3 separate regions of the Homo sapiens genome follow, and all the other regions are linked to region 3. The links are chromatin contacts, found by Hi-C or POLR2A ChIA-PET in ENCODE. All regions are on one chromosome and are shown on one strand. The core of a region is the stretch at or near the end of the contact, and the rest is flanking DNA. Distances in the headings are between cores, read along the strand shown. Region 1 has its middle 110 kb from the start of SASH1. Region 2 overlaps SASH1 (SAM and SH3 domain containing 1). Region 3 overlaps SASH1 (SAM and SH3 domain containing 1).

Region 1 (4,536 bases), core at 746-3,245, 160 kb before region 3:
GCCTAGGCTGGAATGCAATGGTGCGATCTTGGCTTACTGCCTCCAGGTTCAAGCGATTCTCCTGTCTCAGTCTCCTGGATAGCTCGGATTACAGGTGCATGCCACTACACCCAGCTAATTTTTGTATTTTTAGCAGAGACGGGGTTTCGCCATGTTAGCCAGGCTGGTCTTGAACTCCTGATCTCAGGTAATCCACCCGCCTCGGCCTCCCAAAGTGCTGGGATTACAGGCATGAGCCACCACGCCTGGCCAGCACTTTTATCATCTATAAAAAAGACACAGTAACCATCAGTAGTCATTTCCTGTTCACCCCTAACCCAGCCCCTAAGCAACCACTAATCTACTTCCCATCTCTATAGATCTGCCTATTCTGAATATTTTATATAAATGAAATTACACGATATGTGGTCTTTTGTGACTGGATTCTTTCACGCACCACAATTCTTTGAGGCTCATCCATTTTCTATCCTGTGTCAGTGTTTCATTCATTTTTATTGCTGAATAATACCTCATTGTATGGATAGACCACACTTAATACGAACATTTGAATATTGATCAATATAAGAGATTTTTGTTTCTTTTTCTTTTCTTTTTTTTTTCAGAAATTGAGTTTCACTATATAGCCCAGGCTAGTCTCCAACTCCTGGGCTCAGATGAGCCTCCTGCCTCAGCCTCCCAAGTATTTGGGACTAGAGGTGGGTGCCACTGCTCCTAGCTATAAGTTTTTATGCCAATATATGTTTTATTTCTCTTAGGTATACATCTAGGCCATATAGTAACTCTGTGTTTAACATTGTTAGACATTGTCGAATACTGACAGTTTTCCAAAGTGCACCCTTGCGGCACCCTTTTACATCCTCACCAGCGCTATGTAAACAGGTTTCGAATTTTTCCACATTCTTGTGAACACCTGTCAATTTCATCTTTTTTATTATAGCCACTCTAGTGGGTGTCAAGTGGTATCTCATTGTGGTTTTGATTTGAATTTCCCTAATGCACTTTGTCCATTTGTCTTCTTTGAAAAAAATGTCTATTTGGATCTTTTGCCCATCTTAAATTGAGTTATTTATCTTATTATTAGTGATTTTTAAGAGTTATTTATTTATTCTGAATACAAATTCCTTATCAAATATATGATCTGCAAATATTTTCTCCCATTCTGTAGGTTGTCTTTTCACATTCTATTTTGTACTGTTTGCTACACAAAAGTTTTTAATTGTGTAAGATCTAACTTACCTATTTTTTCTTTTGTTGCTTGTGTTTTGGTGCCATATCTAAGAAACCACTGCCTAACCTAAGATCATGAAGGTTTACTTCTATGTTTTCTTCTAGGAGCTTTATGGCTTTAGCTCATATATTTGTGTCTATTATCCACCCGGAGTTAACTTTTCTGTGTGGTGTGAGAAAAGCGCTCAACTTTATTCTTTTGCATGTGGATATTCAGTTAATTCCAGCATTATTTGTTGAAATGTCTATTCTTTACTCACTTAATTGTTCTGACATCCTTGTTAGCAATCAATTGACCATACATGTTAAGGTTTATTTCTGGACCCTCAACTCTATTCCATTGATCTATGTCTCCTCTTATGCCAGTTCCATGCTGTCTTGATTATTGAAGCTGTGGACAAAATTTTGGAATTGGGAAGTGTGACTCCTCCAACTTTGTTCTTCATTTTCAAGATGGTTTTTCCTAATCTGAGTCCATTGTATTTTCATGATCAGCTTAGGACAACAAATTTTTAAAAGAATATTCATAAAGTGGAGTGGATCCAGAGGACATTAGAAGAAAGATTACAACAACTTGTGATGTTTAATCTGCAAGATGAAATATAAAAGTGGAATGCAAGAGATGACTTCACAGGCTTAAAATGTTGCTGTAATGTAGAAAATGATTTCAGTGAATTCTTTATTGCCCCAGATAGTTAAAATGATAGAAAGGTGAACATAAGCTCAGTATAAGGACGACCTTTAATACAACTAAACTCATTCATAAATAACTCACATTTTCTCACACACTGGCCCACCCAACCTTGAAGAGAGTCAAGTCTAGGCAAGATGACCTGTTCATCAGGAATGTTGTAGAAGAAATGTCATCATTGGAAGGAAGAAGATATAACTCTTTGATACGTGAGCATGAATAGCAGTGAGAAATGGATGCTGTCAGTGACTGTTACCTAATTAATCGTCCAACCATACGAGATGGATACTATTATTATTCATTTTGCTAGATAAGGAAAAAGGCTAGCAACTTGTCTAGCAGCACACAGTTAAAAAGTGACAAAGCTTGTCCTTGAACCCAATTCTGTTTGACACCAAAGTCCATGCTCTTACTCGGTATGATCTGGACAAGAGTTGTAGTGGCAGATAGAGGAAAAGAAATTAATATGAAAGATCACATCAAGGAAAAGGGACAGGAGCCATTGAATTGGCTGAATGTTGTCATTGACTAAGAGTATGTTACCAAAGATGAGTTTGAGGTTTCAAGCTTTAATAAGTAGGAGAGAAGGGAGGATTTATTAATAAGAATATGGAAGGCAATAGGTAAAACAGGTTTTGGTGGATGTGAAAAACAAGCTCATCCATTCAACAGGCAACTGTCGATATTCAGACTTGGGCTCGGGCCTACTGGCTCAAGAAGACATGGTTTGATCCTTCTTCTAGGTGAGTCAAGGATAACTGATTCTGAGGCTCTGAACCTGAAGTTCTAGGGAACAGAAGTAAGATTAACAGAAAGATAATCTGAAAGGAGACACTCTTTGGGGAAGAAACTGATACTCGGTGTTGTCGGGTATGTTAAATTTGAGCTGACAGTAAAACATGCAACTATGCAGAAGACAATTAAGATGTGGGACAGAGCCTTAGATGAGTAGATGGGATTGGCCCTCAAGAGGTGGCTGAAGACAAAGTATTAAATCTCTAAGCCAAAGATTGTGAGGAAGGAAAATCAGAGGACTTGGCACTTAGCTTTTCATCCTACAACCCCACTGTGCATCACCTAAAACTTGCAATGTGTACCTCAAAGATTTCCTAAAGTCAGTGCCCACGAGAAACTAGCTTTTAGTGTTTCTTTATTCAGAACTCTGAGCCTGGCACCTGGCAGAGAGCTTTTATATATAGTACATTATCTGGTATATGTAACAAAGATTGTATGCAGTTGGTATTCTCTCCAGTATATAGATGAGGAAACTGAAATTCAGAGAGGTTAAATAGTGAAGGAGGCCAAGGTGGGCGGATCACCTGAGATCGAGAGTTCAAGACCAGCCTGGCCAACATGGAGAAACCCCGTCTCTACTAAAAATACACAATTAGCCGGCGTGGTGGTACATGCCTGTAGTCCCAGATACTCGGGAGGCTGAGGCAGGAGAATTGCTTGAACCCAGGAGGCGGAGGTTGCAGTGAGCCGAGATCGCGCCATTGCACTCCAGCCTGGGCAACAAGAGAGAAACTCCATCTTAAAAAAAAAAAAAAAAAAATAGTGAAGCACAGCCAAGGGTAGAGCGAAGATTGAGACCCAGTCTGTCTGACACCGAAGTTCATGCTCCTTTCAGTACTGCAAAGCACCATGCTGTAGGGCTTTGCCCTCTCATCTGCCAGAGAAAGAGGGGGAAGCTTTCAAGCAGACCAGAACCTTCACCCACCCAGTGTCCACCTTTTTTCCTTTCTTCTTTCTCTCTTTTTATTCTTTCATACGTTCATATCGTTGAAAAATGTATATTGTGTATGTACTATGTGCCAATCATTGGTGATACAGGTAGGAACAAGAATCAACTCCTGCTTTCATGGTGCTTACAGAGAAGAGATAATTAAAGACATTAAGCAATGAATTACATGTTAATTAAAACTATCTAAATCAGCCAGGCATAGGGGCTCACGCCTGTAATCGCAGCACTTTGGGAGGCCAAAGAGGGAGGATTGCTTGAGGTCATGAGTTTGAGACCAGCTTAGGCAACACAGGGAGCTATGATGGCAGCTTCCTCTCTACAAAAAAAAAAAAAAAAAAAAATTAGCTGGACATGGTGGCACACACCTGCATTCTTAGCTACATGGGAGGCTGAGATGAGAGGATCTCTTGAGCCCAGGAGTTTGAGGCTGCAGTAAGCGATGATGGCACCACCGCACTCCAGACTGGGTGACAGAGTGAGACTCTGTTTCCAAAAAAAAAAAACTAAATGTTCCTCCCTTTATGTGATCCACAGAGAAAAAGAAAAAAATACTAGAAAAAGAGAGGAAGTGAGCATTTGCTGTGAAATGAGTACCACTTAGGTTTTTTTTGGGTGGGGATAGGGATACAATTTGAGACAGGGTCTCACTCTGTAGCCCAGGCTGGAGTGCAGTGGTGCCCTCATAGATCACTGCAGCTTTAAACTCCTGGGCTCAAGGAATCCTCTCACCTCAGCCTCCAGTGTAGCTGGGACCACAGGCACTGGCTTCACCATGCCCAGCCTACCACTTAGGCTAATTGCAGTATCCTAAGCTTGCCTTAGAATTACTATTTCTATTGAAAAGTACATTCTGAGTTGCAGTCCCTTTAAACCA
Region 2 (4,551 bases), core at 99-2,598, 140 kb after region 3:
GCATGCTAGTGAGAGCATGCTACTAATTGAAAGCATTTTATTAAGTTTGCTTTTCCCCAAGATAGATTGAAACAGCCACTAAAACTCTTAAGCTTTACGTTCACAGAGGTTTTCTGCTTTATGAATCAGAAGCATAGAATTTTAATGTCATTTTGGCATTTTTCAATAATTTTACTACCATATAGCAATCTTATGTGCTTAGTTCTGTTTTTTTAAAGCAGCCATTTCACATAAGTTAAGGAATAAAAGAAACAACTGATCATTATAAATTTTCTGTAAAGCAAAAATAATGGAAGGTTTTATGTGGTTGTTTTTTTTTTGTTTTTGTTTTTGTTTTGAGACGGAGTGTCACTCTGTCACCCAGGCTGGAGTGCAATGGTGTGGCCTCGGCTTACTGCAACCTCTGCCTCCTGGGTTCAAGCGATTCTCCCACCTCAGCCTCTTGAGTAGCTGGGACTACAGGCACGTGCCACCATACCCGGCTAATTATTGTATTTTTAGTAGAGATGGGGTTTCACTACGTTGGCCAGGCTGGTCTCGAACTCCTGACCTCGTGAGCCACCCACCTCAGCCTCCCAGAGTGCTGGGATTACAGGCATGAGCCACTGCGCCCACCTTGTGTGTTTTTTTAAAAAAACTTTTTAGTAAATATACCAACCATTATGGTAGGGATATTTGTTTTCTCCGTTGCTGCTATATGCCCAATACCTGGATTAGTGCCTGTTATTGTAGGTAATTCATAAACATGTGATGAATAAATTAATAATTTTTTAAAGCATTTGAAAATATATCAGAGACCCACATTTACTATTGCTGTTTTTCAAACTGCGTGCTTTTTTCAGAAGCATTACAGAAGATTTTAATGGGAAAAAAGTTACTTATTTTATGACGCAGAAAGGAGGAATGAATTTTTTTTTTTTAAGGAATTCATACTTTGGAGCTTCAGTAACTTCCTAATAATGTCAGCTCTAGTTTTCTTTGTTGTTTTTGAGGTCGCTTGCTCACTTTCCTCACATTGAAAGCACTAATGTGTGTTGGATCAGAAGCTGCTGTTGCTGATGTCCTCAGATGTTTGCAGGACCTGCGGAGCTGTGTTAAGGCCCTTCTGATGACTCGGCAGCATGCAAATAGCAGGTTTCATTTTAGCTGGTTTTGAGCCCGTGTGGCTGCGGCCATATGTAATATGCCAGAGACTTTTCTATTTTGGCAAGTAAACAATTCTCACTGCAAACTTTCTGAAGTGTGATATCGTCTATTGATGTAGCACCACGAATCAAATAAGCATGCTATACTCAAATGTGCAAATGAGGAGCCGCTGAGAGGATAATACTTAGCTACTCAAAATGCAGGAAGTACTGCTGAGTCACTCCCATCAGGATTCTGGTGTGAAAGAGATTTCCCAGCTTTTTACTGACAACACTTTAGAAAAGTGAAAGAAGCTAAAACTTTAGAGTAACATATGGAAATTTTATGGTAGACTGGAAAATAGTATGTTTGCTGTATATGTGGGTTTTAAATTCATGTTTCCTTATCCAATGCCAATAATTTGTACAAATAGAAATATAAGAATCTAGCCAATTTTTTTTTTCCAGGAATACACTTTTTTAAAAGTGCATGTTTCCTATCCAAGTAGATTAAATATCCTCTGACTACACTTCCAGGTATTCTAGTAATCATGGATTGTACTTGATCTACATTTGAAGTCCAGCCTTGCTACTGGGCTTTTGCGTATGCTGAGTCTCTAAACCTTTAAGTATTTTGTCTGTGTGGTAGACAGATTTTTTTTTTCTTGGAGATTCCAAGAATATCTATTCGAGAATGAGAAATAGTATTTGAGTGCTTAATAAATAGTGACATTGGCCACGACTTTAAAAGTAAGCGAGGATGTAAGTTTAAGAGGAGGAGAATATTGGTTATAGAATCAAATATAGGTATAGATTGATTTGATTGATTTCGTTGAAGGCCAAGTCGCTGAGAATTACAAAACAACACCTGTCCACTCTGATGAACTTCTTCATTTTGTTGAAACCCATGGCAGGACTCGGGCCTTGATGGAATGCCTGGCTCCCCTCCGCCTTCACAGCCCGACCCCGAACACTTGGACAAGCCCAAGCTCAAGGCCGGGGGTTCTGTAGAAAGTCTTCGCAGTTCTCTCAGTGGGCAGAGCTCCATGAGTAAGTCGAGTTTGTCATTGTAGATTATTTTCTTTGGAGTTAATATCTGACATATACTGAGCACTAGGTTCAGGCAATTTCAAGGTGAATAAGACCAAGTCCTGCCCTTCAGGTGCTATTAGAGAATCAGACCAATAAACTCTCTGGACTCAGAGTCGTGTTTGTTTATTAGTAGACATGCAGCAGCAGCAGCCCAAAACAGGAGGTGATGAATTTTGATCGGAGACAATAGGGAAAGCATCTCAGAGGAAGGATCTAGAGAGCAGGGGGAATAAGCCAGGGAGACAAGCACATGAAGATGACCAGCAAAATAAAGGGAGTGGGGAAGGGAGGGGAATTTTATATGTGACTGATAAATTCGGGCCAATGGTAGTTGGAGTTGGCTGAATGGTATGAAGGAAAAGATCAACTTTATTTTATTTTTATTTTTATTTTTGAGATGGAGTCTCACTGTCTCCCAGGCTGGAGTGCAGTGTTGTGATCTCAGCTCACTGCAACCTTCACCTCCCTGGCTCAAGGGATCCTCCTGCCTCAGCCTTCCGCATAGCTGTACTACAGGGTCATGCCACCACACCCGGCTAATTTTGTTGTAGAGACGGGGTTTTGCCATGTAGCCCAGGCTGGTGGAACTCCTGGACTCAAGCGATCTGCCCACCTCGGCCTCCTAAAGTGCTGGGATTATAGGCGTGAGCCACCGTGCCCCGAGATCAAGTTTAAACCTACCACTTTAAGCTCTTTCTTACCCTTTTGGGCAAATGACATGACTGCTCTGAATTTGTTTCCTCATCTGTAAAATGGTTAGAGAGAGTGTGCATTACCACTGAGAGGTCACGAATGTTAAGAGCAGAGTCTGGTGCCTGGCCCTGCAGTGTCCTCCACGCGGGATCCTCCGTGCCACATGGATTCCCAGGTCATGAGGGTAACTTGCTGTGAGTCCCCTGTCCACTGAGGAGCTGAGGGATAGCACTCGGAGAATTCATAACTGGGCCCTGCCCTGGTCCTGACAGAGGGTTGTGGCTCAAGGCTTCCTTTCTCTGGGCCTTCATTTCCTAATCTGCCATACCTTCAATACCTTTCTGCTTTGCTGGGTGGGAAATCTGGATCTACCCGTGTTCTTCCTATGTTTCCTGTACAGGCGGTCAAACAGTGAGCACCACTGATTCCTCAACCAGCAACCGGGAAAGCGTCAAGTCGGAAGATGGGGATGACGAAGAGCCGCCTTACCGAGGCCCGTTCTGCGGGCGTGCCAGGGTGCACACCGACTTCACCCCCAGTCCCTATGACACAGACTCACTCAAGCTCAAGGTATCTCTCTCCCTGGCCTCAGAGCAGCTAACTGGGCTCTTCCATTTCTCTAGGAGGCTTTCTTTCCTCCTCACTGTTGAATGCTGGGCTACTATGGTACAGACTGGACAGTATCTTGGCTACCTCGATCACTGGTCTCCTCTGTAGTGAAAAACAGAACAAGAACCAGCCAGCCCTCGAGGCAGAGGGAGGGTCTCGTGTTAATCCCTGGGTTAGCATCACTTCACCCCTCTGACCTCAGCTTCCCTCTAGAATTCCTGTTGCACACCCTCCCTCTCCCCACCTGGCTCCTGCTCCACACACCTGGTTTCTGTGTTTTCTCCATCTGAAGAAAGATTTCTGCCTTCTGTGTGCTCAGAGGTACCTTTATGGGACAGATGGGGTTCCACAAAGTGTGTGCAGCCATGACAGGGCCGGGATTGCCACTGGTTAGGACAGGTGGGAAGTGCCTCCTCTAAGAAGTGGGAGCCCTCTGAGGAGGGAAGGCGTTCAGAGTGCCGGGCGGGCAGCCTGGCTGAGAGCACCAGGGGTACCCCAGGCACCCCTGGTTCTGCAGGGCAGGAGGGTGGAGGGGCTGTGACCGGGGGCCTGCGTGGAATTCCGTACAGTCAGAGACACCTGTCTGGCCTCTGCGGAGCTCACAGTCACATCCTATGCAGGTCACTCAGAGGGGTGACTTGTGGGACCCCGATTCTGGCCTTTGTGGCATCTTCACTTCTGCATGACCTGTGTATCTGACAGATTCTTGATTTGTACGTTCATGGAATGTACCTAATGGAAAGATCTTTGCTCCCTGGGCCACAGAAAGGAGATATCATCGATATAATCAGCAAGCCACCCATGGGGACCTGGATGGGCCTGCTGAACAACAAAGTCGGCACGTTCAAGTTCATCTACGTGGACGTGCTCAGTGAAGACGAGGAGAAACCCAAACGCCCCACCAGGAGGCGTCGGAAAGGACGACCACCCCAGCCCAAGTCTGTGGAGGATCTCCTGGATCGGATTAACCTAAAAGTCAGTCGCTTCTGATTCTTGTCACACGCTACTACCTCACTGCCTTTTTCTCTCCTAC
Region 3 (4,314 bases), core at 1,518-4,017:
TAGGCTCTCCTGTTGAAGCATAGTTAATGAAAAAATACTCTCATTTTGGCAAGATTACCACAGGACAACTTAAATAAATATTGCATAATGCCCTGAATTCTTGAATGTTTCAATTTTTTTTTTTTTTTTTTTTTTGAGATGGAGTTTCCCTCCTGTTGCCCAGGCTGGAGTGCAGTGGTGTGATCTCAGCTCACCGCAACCTCCACCTCCTGGGTTCAACTGATTCTCCTGCCTCAGCCTCCCGAGTAGCTGGGATTACAGGTGCCCACCACCATGCCCGGCTAATTTTGTATTTTTTTTTTTTTTTTTTTAGCAGAGACAGGGTTTCTCCATGTTGGTCAGGCTGGTCTCAAACTCCTGACCTCAGGTGATCTGCCCGCCTTGGCCTCCCAAAGTGCTGGGATTACAGGCGTAAGCCACCGCGCCTGGCCAGAATGTTGCAATTCTTGCCTCAAATGATAGTCTGGTAGGACTCTGTGGCCTCCTCAGACATTTTACTGTGCTTGAGGAAATGATTGCTGTGAACTGGCAGAAGACAGACCACTGACACAACACTAAACTGCTCTTCTCAGGATTCTAGCTGGTTAGGAGTTGGGGTTACCATCATCATCCCATGGTGTTTGGGAACTTTGGAAGGCAGCTTCTAGGTAGGAGAGAAAGTCTGCCCATCGGTGGGATTTAGATTATTATTTTGATTTATTATTTAGATAATAAAACCTCCTTCTCATTCAAACAGATGGGGCTAATTTGGCGTGCTCTGTTCCAAAACCGCAGAAGACAGTCTGGGGGGAGAAAACACCACATGAGCTTAATTAGTTCCCATCAAAGGTGCAAGAATTTGGTGGTGAGTAAAATTGATGGGAGCTGATTCAAGCCAGGCTGGAAGCATGACTGTTCATTCTTTAAATTGTAGTTAGCAAGTAAGACCCCAAATTGGCATATTCAGATTCTCTCTCTCTCTTTTTTTTTTTTTTTTTTTTTGAGACAGAGTTTTGCTCTTGTTGCCCAGGGTGGAGTGCAATGTCATGGTCTCGGCTCACTGCAACCTCTGCCTCCTGGGTTTAAGTAGTTCTCTTGCCTCATCCTCCCAAGTAGCTGGGATTACAGGTGCCCGCTACCACGCCTGGCTAATTTTTGTATTTTTAGTAGAGATAGGGTTTTACCATGTTGGCTAGGGTGGCCTCGAACTCCCGACCTCAGATGATCCTCCCGGCTTGGCCTCCCAAAGTGCTGGGATTACAGGCGTGAGTCACTGCGCTCAGCCTTCAGATTCTCTTTCTATGAAATTCCAGACAAGTTGCAGTGGAAAAGGGAAATTCTAAAACTGGCAAGGATCGGGTTTAGGTGCTGGATGTTTCCTGTGTCACTCACATGGCTCCAAAGTCTAGATGTCCATGTTAGATGTGTTTTGAGGCTAGTCATCATTTAGGCTATGATACAACACTGTTAACCTACTGAAAGTTCCCTCTCACAGTGCTTAACAGTTTTGATTCCTGATGGGAACTCATTTCCTTGAAAAGCTGTGACTTCCAGTCTGTCATGTTCCCTTTTATTGCATCAGAATTTTACATGTATTTCTAATCTTTCAATTCTGCCTTCAGACAAGTAAACAATATGCCTTCCCTGCTGGCTGCTTGGTTGGCACAACTTCAGGTCTGAGGACCTGCAGCTTAATAATTTTTTTCTTTCTTTCTCTCTTTCTCTATCTCTCTCTCTTTCTTTCTTTCTTTTTTGAGATGGAGTTTCACTTTTGTTGCCCAGGCTGGTGTGCATTGGCGCAATCTCAGCTCACCGCAATTTCTGCCTCCTGGGTTCAAGCGATTCTCTTGCATTAGCCTCCCGAGTAGCTAGGATTACAGGTGTGTACCACCCCTCCCGGCTAATTTTTTGTATTTAGTAGAGTTGGGGTTTCACCATGTTGGTCAGGCTGGTCTCAAACTCCTGATCTCAGGTGATCTACCTGCCTCGGCCTCCCAAAGAGCTGGGATTATAGGCATGAGCCACTGTGACTGGCCAGTTTCTTTCTATGTTTGTCAGCAGCCCTGTCAAAGCTGAGTGCGAGATGGCTTTGAGATGAAATAACCTGTTAAAAGCAGAAGAGGAAATATGCAGTAACATATTAGAAGCCTCAAACATTTTATAGGGGAAAAGTAGCATTAGATTTGTTGTATCTGCTCTAGAAAAAGTCATTTTAGAAGACAGCCTTGGGGACAGAGAATTTTGGGTGATGGGTTGAATTGGTTTATGGCTTTGTTTCATTCTAAATCTTCTGGGTGAATTTTGGAGATTGAAGAAATAGTCTACAGATAGGATACTTAGATATTTGTGTTTGGCTTTAAAAAGTCAAAAAATGCATTGTCCTTAAGAGCTAATTATGTATCAACTGGAGAACAAACGAAACAAAAGGACACTCAGCCTACAGAGTTGCTTGACTTAACCCTGAAAAATAAAAGGTTTTGATAATTATGTTAGTAATTAACTTTCTGGACTGGATGTCAAGCTCTTTCTCTAGGACTTAATCACCCGGATCCTGACTGGAATAATGCATTTGATAAAGTGTCTTTGGGGCCAGTTAGTTTTGGTGAAGACAACAGAGAGTACAGATGGGTAAAAATTCAACAATATAAACAGAGATTATGATTCACATTTATAACTATGGTGAGAGTTTTTATTTAGCACCAAATGGGCCCTACAGGAATGGTGTGTTTGGACCACAGCCTTTCCCTCTGCTGGGGATTGGGACATTAGTGCTTGTGAACAGCAGGGAAGTTGCCCATATCTCTCCACATTTGGCACAATCCCTGGGCACCATGTGTTTTTTTGGCTGGGAGAAGCTGCAATCAGAAATGCTAGTGGCTTTCCAAGTCCATAATGGTCCAACTTGAATGATACTAAGTCTGACATCTGTCAAAGTGACACCATGGTCAGGAAAGTACTCAAGGTGGCTTCTTATTACTGGCAGTATCAGCTTCCTCAGCATCTTGAGGTGGAATCTGTGTGGGTATTGGCAGAAAACAAGTTTGTGCAGTTGTTGATGTGGCACGGAGCTGACAGAGAAGTCCCTACCCCCAGCAGCACTCTGTTGATGATGACATACTCATCAGCAGCTGAAGCCTGGCCCAGCTTCTGTGCCAATTTGTTGTCATGACTTTGTGAATACAAGGAAAAGGGAGCCCAGGTGGAGATGCACTGAGGTCTTTAAGGACTGGGAATGTCAATAAAAATATTGCATATTATAACTGTGAAAGGTCATAGCAGGGCCATTGCTGGACGGGTGCAGTGGCTCACACCTGTAATCCCAGCACTTTGGGAGGCCAAGGCGGGCAGATCACTTGAGGTCAGGAGTTCAAGACTAGCCTGGCTAACATGGTGAAACTCCATCTCTACCAAAAACACAAAATTAGCCAGGTGTGGTGGTGCGCACCTATAATCCCAGCTACTTGGGAGGCTGAGAAAGGAGAATCGCTTGAACCCAGGAGGCGAGGTTGCAGTGAGCCAAGATCATGCCGCTTTACTCCAGCCTGGGTGCCAGAGTGAGACTGCATCTCAGAAAAAAAAAAAAAAAAAAAAAAAAAGAAAGAAAGAGAACCATTGTTAATGGTGTAGGAATGACTTATCATTCCTTGCAATTTTAATAACTTAAACCTTCCAAATATAGTTCTGGATTAAGACAGAGGCAGTAAGAGTAGTGTCCATTGTAACCAGTGCTAATTGTCAGAGCCTCTTTTGACTGTACCACCCCCTCTCCAAGCTGGAGGAAGAGCCCTTACCCGGGCTTGTTGCAGTGAGCAAGAGGGTGTAAGAAACATTAATGGAAAGAGGCTGAGGGAGTCACAGACTTGGTTCAAATTCTGGCTCTTTTACTTACCTGGCAAGTGAGGTAACCTCTCCTGGCCTCAGTTTCCCAATTTATAAAATGGGAGTAAAGTATCTCAAAGTTATTAGAGGCTTAAATGAAAAAAATTGCTGTCATCATAAGTGACTGTAACTGTTGATTTCTTTCCGTTCCTTTCTGTTCTGAGTTGAAAAATCCCTGCAGTAATGCTGAAGAGTATCCATTACTTGTACTTCATTAATATTTATTCAAGTGAGTGCAGGGATTTTTTTAATAGCTTTTTATGTTGGAAATGTGAACATCTATAAAGATCATAATACCGTGAACGTCCTGTGCCTGTTTCCCGGCGTCCACAGCTAGCAGCATCCTGCCATTGTTTCATCCTCACATCCCACTCACACTTCATGATTACTATGTTTTTTAAAAGTTTGTTTTGTCCTGGCACGGTGGCTCGTGTCTGTAATCCCAGCACTTTGGGA

The links. A loop is a pair of places that touch in the nucleus more often than their neighbours do. ChIA-PET counts read pairs that join two places held with the same protein, here RNA polymerase II (POLR2A). Pooled maps may share reads with other maps.
Region 1: POLR2A ChIA-PET joins it to region 3 with 15 read pairs in BJ. The contact joins two enhancer-like sites. POLR2A ChIA-PET finds 5 or more read pairs at or near these places in 3 of 52 experiments (BJ, H1 and WTC11).
Region 2: a map of dorsolateral prefrontal cortex shows a loop between it and region 3 (2.7-fold over the local background). The contact joins two enhancer-like sites. A Hi-C loop is called at or near these places in 2 of 168 maps with a recorded cell type or tissue (ascending aorta and dorsolateral prefrontal cortex) and 5 of 50 pooled maps. POLR2A ChIA-PET finds 5 or more read pairs at or near these places in 4 of 52 experiments (AG04449, AG04450, WTC11 and 1 more).

The regions. Positions count from the first base shown.
Region 1 is chr6:148,229,761-148,234,296 of GRCh38, forward strand. It overlaps a transcript of SASH1 not described here. Among named protein-coding and RNA genes, the nearest start is that of SASH1, 110 kb to the right of the region's middle. Within about 2 kb of position 1,996, at least 2 of the 41 ENCODE cell types and tissues checked have a DNase peak (open chromatin) inside an H3K27ac peak, as active enhancers do.
Region 2 is chr6:148,529,488-148,534,038 of GRCh38, forward strand. It overlaps SASH1 (SAM and SH3 domain containing 1), which reads left to right. Exons shown (of 20, transcript NM_015278.5): 13 at 2,039-2,174; 14 at 3,310-3,479; 15 at 4,284-4,493. Among named protein-coding and RNA genes, the nearest start is that of SASH1, 190 kb to the left of the region's middle. RefSeq lists enhancers at 3,514-4,015, 4,016-4,515. Within about 2 kb of position 1,349, at least 7 of the 41 ENCODE cell types and tissues checked have a DNase peak (open chromatin) inside an H3K27ac peak, as active enhancers do; they include dorsolateral prefrontal cortex, where a contact is called at or near this core.
Region 3 is chr6:148,392,929-148,397,242 of GRCh38, forward strand. The region is part of intron 2 of SASH1 (SAM and SH3 domain containing 1); the gene reads left to right. Among named protein-coding and RNA genes, the nearest start is that of SASH1, 52 kb to the left of the region's middle. Within about 2 kb of position 2,768, at least 6 of the 41 ENCODE cell types and tissues checked have a DNase peak (open chromatin) inside an H3K27ac peak, as active enhancers do; they include dorsolateral prefrontal cortex, where a contact is called at or near this core.